Linked DNA regions of Homo sapiens: region 1 is linked to region 2. The links are chromatin loops, found by intact Hi-C in ENCODE. Cell type or tissue: IMR-90. All regions are shown on one strand. Each heading gives the region's core, and the rest is flanking DNA. Links, peaks and the distances in the headings are about the cores only.

What was found. Hi-C counts contacts between places; a loop is a spot of excess contacts. Peaks named below come from ENCODE experiments on the same cell type or tissue, not always from the same donor. Only the 100,000 strongest peaks of a DNase experiment are listed, where the experiment ranks them.
Region 1: a loop joins it to region 2, with 10 times the contacts of the local background. A loop is called at or near these places in 8 of 110 quality-filtered maps.

What each region holds. Positions count from the first base shown.
Region 1 is chr16:58,305,382-58,308,306 of GRCh38, forward strand. No RefSeq gene overlaps it. Among named protein-coding and RNA genes, the nearest start is that of PRSS54, 12 kb to the left of the region's middle. In IMR-90, for the core only: a CTCF peak has its summit at 1,126 (motif pointing left); no DNase peak of the experiment used is centred there.
Region 2 is chr16:58,187,708-58,190,632 of GRCh38, forward strand. All of the region lies in intron 2 of CSNK2A2 (casein kinase 2 alpha 2), which reads right to left. Among named protein-coding and RNA genes, the nearest start is that of CSNK2A2, 8.9 kb to the right of the region's middle. In IMR-90, for the core only: no CTCF peak of the experiment used is centred there; no DNase peak of the experiment used is centred there.

The DNA.
Region 1 (2,925 bases), core at 122-2,621, 120 kb after region 2:
GGCATTCTCATGGGCATTGCATTAAATTTGTAGATTGCTTTTGGCAGTTTGGTCATTTTCACAGTATTGATTCTACCCATCCATGAGTATGGGATATGTTTCCATTTGTTTGTGTCATCTATTATTTCTTTCAGCAGCGTTTTGTAGTTTTCCTTGTAGAGGTCTTTTGCCTCCTTGGTTAGGTATATTCCTAAGTATTTTAGTTTTTTGTAGCTATTATAGCTATTGTAAAAGGGGTTGAGTCCTTAATTTGATTCTCGGCTTGGTCATTGTTGGTGTAAAGCAGTGCTACTAATTTGTGTACATTAATTTTGTACCTGAAACTTTACTGAATTCATTTATTAGTTCCAGGAGCTTTTTAAATGAGTCTTTAGGGTTTTCTAGGTATATAATCATATGATCAGCAAACAGTGACAGTTTGACTTCCACTTTACTGATTTAAAGTGGAGAGAAATAAAGAAATAAATATCTCCTTTAAAGAAATAAAGAGCATCTCTTGTCTGATTGCTCTGCCTAGAACTTCCAGTACTGTGTTGAATAGAAGTGGTGAAAGTGTGCATCCTTGTCTTGTTCCAGTTCTCAGAGGTAATGCTCTCAATTTTTCCCATTAAGTATAATGTTGGCTATGGGTTTAGAAAATTCATTTTCAACTGCATGAACGAATCTGTAGGATATTATGCTAAATGAAATAAGCCAGACACAGAGTGACAAATGCTGAGTGATCTTGTTGATATGTGGAATCTAAAAAAATCGAACTCAGGAGCAGAGAACACAATGGTGGTTGCCAGGGGCTGGGGGTGGGGACCTGGGGAGATGTTGCTCAAAGAGTACAAAAATTTGAGTTAGGTAGGATGAATACCTGGAGATCTATTGTACAATATGGTTGCTATAGTTAATAATAACGTATTATGTTATTGAAAATTACTGAGAGGAGATATTGAATGTTCTCACCACACACAAAGATAACTATGTGAGGTCATGGATATGTTAATTTACTTAATTGTGGTATAATCATTTCACAACATATACATATATTTAAGATCACATTGTGCACTGTAAATATACACAATTTTTTTTTTTTTTTGAGATTGAGTCTTGCTCTGTCAACAGGCTGGAGTACAGTGGCGCCATCTCCTGGCTCACTGCAACTTCCACCTACCTGGTTCAAGTGATTCTCCTGCCTCAGCCTCCCCAGTAGCTGAGATTACAGGAGTGCACCACCATGCCCAGCTAATTTTTGTATTTTTAGTAGGGACGAGGTTTCTCCATGTTGGCCAGGCTGGTCTCAAACTCCTGACCTCAGGTGAGCCACGTGCCTTGGCCTCCCAAAATGCTGAGATTATAAGCGTGAGCTACCATGCCTGGCCAAATATACACACTTTTCATTTGTCAATTATACCTCAATAAAGCTGAGAAAAAATAAAAGGACAAAAAAGGAGATTCTAATAAATAATATAATATAATAAATTCCTCTAACGTTTCAAAAAAAAAGAAAGAAATTGACATTATTGGTGAAGGTGAAGTCTCTAGCATGGCCGAGACAGGCAGCCTTTTTCCCTTCTCCCTCCCCAAGGTCATCACTACAACAACAACACTGCTGTTTTTACACTTTTACTACAAATTACATGTATCCATAAACAACATGCTGCATTGTGTGTGTTTTTTAAATGGGCTCACACCATACATATCATTCTGCTGCTTGCTCTTTTTTTTTTCTTTTTTCTTTTTTGAGATGAAGTCTCATTCTGTCACCCAGGCTGCAGTGCAGTGGCAAATCGGCTCACTGCAACCTCTGCCTCCCAGGTTCAAGCAATTTTCCTGCCTCAGCCTCCCAAGTAGCTGGGATTACAGGTGCCTGCCACCACGCCTGGCTAATTTTTTGTATTTTTAGTTGAGATGGGGTTTCACCATGTTGGCCAGGCTGGTCTCAAACTCCTGACTTCAAGTGATTCGCCTGCCCCGGCCTCCCAAAGTGCTGGGATTACAGTTGTGAGCCACCATGCCCGGCCTACTGCTTGCTCTTTCATCATTATTTCAAGATTTAGTCCATTCATTTTCATTGCTGTCAAGTATTCTATCCCATAAACACACCTCAATTTATTGATTCATTCCCCTGCCCATGGACATTTGCATTGTTGCCAATTTCTAAAATATTAACAAATAATCCTGTAGTAAACATTGTTGTACCATTATCCATATGCAAGTGTAAAGGATGTAAACCAAAAATAAAATTCTAAGCTTGCTAACCATCTGAATGGACAGGGCATTCCAAAGTTAACCTGAAAAACTAGCTCAGGCCATGATGGGAAGAGGGAGTCAGACAGGCCTCATTATACCTTTCTGTCTTGGAATTCAGACCCAGCTGACCAGTACTGATATCAACACAGACCTTAAGACTGATAGAACAGACTCTTTAAGTCTGATAAGAAACATTTACAATCTATTCTTTCTGAAGCCTGCTATCTGGAGGCTTCATCTGCATAAAACCTTGGTCTCTACAACCCCTATTATAACCCAGACATTCCTTCCTATTGATTCCAGGTCTTTAGATAATAACTCTTTCAACCAATTGCCAATCAGAAAATCTTTGAATCTGCCTATGACCTTGAAGCTTTGAAATTATTGGTAAAGTAATATTAGGAATGTCTTAAGAATTGTCAGCATTTTTTGTTTGCATTTATTAAGCAGTTTCATACTTATCTCTGCTAAACACTACACTGTGTCAAAATTTGACATAAGGGCTAGAAAAGTATGAAACCAGCCCATGACAGAATGATTCTTTGCTTGTGTAATTTTTTTTTTTTTTTTTTTGAGAGAGAGTCTCCCTCTGCTGCCCAGGCTAGAGGGCAGTGGTGCAATCTTGGCTCACTGCAACCTTAGCCTCCCAGGTTCAAGCGTCTCCTGCCTCGGCCTACCGAGTAGCTG
Region 2 (2,925 bases), core at 179-2,678:
GTTATTTTCATATTTTTAGTAATTTATTATTTAATAAGTCATTGTGATTCCTCACAAAGTCCTTATGTAGCAGAGTTGAGCTATCTGCCCAAGATCACAGAGCCCATGGCAGAGAGGGGCAGGAATCAAAGCTGGAAGCTGGGCAGTCTGACTGCATGCTATACTCTTGCCACAGTGCTTTTGTTTCCCAAGTGTGGCTAACGGGAGAAACGTAACTAAGGAAAAAAGAGTATTTTATCACTGAGACACTGTTATAATAGCAGAGGCAAAGAGAGGCCAATGGATTTGCCAATAAATAATAAAGCAAGACTTTTTTTGCCTGTGTGTGGGGTGGGGAAGGGGAGGGGAGGGGGAAAATATAACATACACACATGCCAGAGAAACCTTCATCTTTTGTTGGTCACTAAGATACAGCTTTGAACACATAACAAAACAGAGAAGGAGAGGACTATGAAACAAGAGCACTTGCATCACCTATAACAGGGGGCTCAACTGACAGGCTGGGCTCTCGCTGCGTCCTTGTGAGCCAGCTGCCATGATGACACCCGCTCTCCGCCCGCTGTGCCAGGGTTCCCAGGAGAGCAGATGTGGCTGCTGTGCATGTTCCCCGACTCCACTTAGAAACCTTACTCCTTAGTCCCTTTTTCATTAACGAGGGAGCTCGAAACTTTGGGGGAAAAAAGCACTGTACAATCTGATTAAAAAATAGCCAGGGAAGGACACACTACAAAATAACCGGCCTGTAAGATCAAACACGTCAATGTCATTCATGAAACAAACTGATCCAGACTTTTAAAATGTGACAACTGAATGTAACACATGACTACAGCTGAATATCATCATGTAATCTGGGATTTTCCTTTGCTATAAAGAACATTATAAGGATAGCTGGCAAATGTGAATGAGAGCTGTAGATTAGGTAACAGCAATGCATCAATGGTTACCTTCTAATTTTTTAATATGGCATTGTAGGGTTATGTAAGAAACTATTTTTAGGAAATGCATACCAAAGTATTTAGGGATGACTACGATTTACTCTCAAGCACGTCAGGAAGAAATACATAACATAAATGTCATTATATAGGTGTGTGTATATGTACACAAATGTGTGTGTATATGAGAGAGAAAGAGAAGGATAAAACAAATGTTAACATTTGAGGAGTCTGGGTGAAACAGATATGGGAATTCCTGCAACTTTTTTTAAGTCCAAAATTATGTTAAGAAGTTAAAAGAAAAATAAAAACTGGCTTTTTTTTTTTTTTTTTTTGAGACGGAGTCTCACTCCGTGGCCCAGGCTGGAGCACAGTGGCGCAATCTCAGCTCACTGCAAGCTCCGCCTCCCAGGTTCAAACAATTCTCCTGCCTCAGCCTCCCAAGTAACTGGGACTACAGGTGTGTGCCACCACGCCCAGCTAATTTTTTTGTATTTTTAGTAGAGACGGGGTCTCACCATGTTGGCCAGGGTGATCTCGTCCTGACCTCAGGTGATCCGCCTGCCTCAGCCTCCCAAAGTGCTGGGATTACAGGCATGAGCAACTGCGCCCGGCCAAAGCTGGCTATCTTATACTTATAAATTCAGCCAATGCTACCAGTTTAGTCAATGCCTTTCGATATAAGAAAATTCTAGATTTGTCATCCAATACTGGAAAGCAGCTATAGATCTATAAGAGTGGTAACAGAGAGGAAAAAAACCCACAGCCAGAGGCCTATATCCACCAAAAACCCTCTTCTAATTCTAACAGTACTCCTAACTCCTTACAGGCACAACCCATTAGTTGCCTTTATGACGCTGCCCCATGTAAAGTCTTGCATTGGTCTCCGGTTATTCAGCAACAGGTCAGGCCTGGACAACCCAGTTAAGATGAACCTCCCTCTCAATACATCTAAAGGTATCTGGCATAGCAACTGAAGCATATTTTGCTGCCCACCAGGTGTCTAACTTAAACTTCCCAAACTAGAGACTGGGAATAGCAGGGCAACTCTGAAGGTGGCACAAAGGAGTCCCAAGTCACAAAGGCAGCTAGAGTCCTCACATGCAAACAAAATACCAAGAAATGATAAAAAAGGAAGGTGACAGACCCACAGTCCAGGACACTTCCCTCCAAACCATCAAAAACTAAGCTACAGGTAGATCCCTTCAGCCTCAGTTTATTCCTCTGAACTGGAGAGATGCTCGAGAAACTAAACCAATGAGCTCTGAGGAGCTGAAAGTGATCCTTTTAATGTGAATCAGAGATAAAAAGTTAGGATTTATGAGGGAGGATTGTTGGTATCCTAAGGAAAATAAACCTAGTTTTACAGAAATAAGGATGCCTTGACTCTCCTGTCCAGAGCCTGTAGCCATTCACCACCAGTTACACAAAATGGAGAAAATACATATATTTCCACAACGATCTCACAGTTTCACTCTGCATGCTAGAAGAAGTCTCCGTCTGGGGTTCATTTATTCCAATTCAGAGACTATCTGTTTAAAAGATTCAAACTCAATCAGTTTAGCTATTGTCCAAACCAATAAAAAAATTTTTTTTTAACTTGAAATCTAGTAGACAAAGTGGTGAAAAAAAGAACAACTGAACTGACAAATTCAAGACAGGCAGGAACATATCTACAGCTCCTAGCTCTCAAATTTGGGGTTACTTTTACTCTACTACCAAACTAACAAGTGCTCCACCAAGATATTAATTTCATCACCTGCAATGAACAATGGTTGCCAAGAATGTAGAAGGACAGAGTAAAAAGAAAGTTCAGCCTGGATGATGGCACGTAATTCACTACCCTGGTGGCATCCCTAAAACTCACTGCACTTGACCTATATAAAAATATTATCTGAGCAATGTTATTTCATCACAGAAAACTTTTCCTCTAATCTTTCAAGTTTCATCACCCCAATTACATGATCTACTCCTTGAGGGTAACTGTTTACTC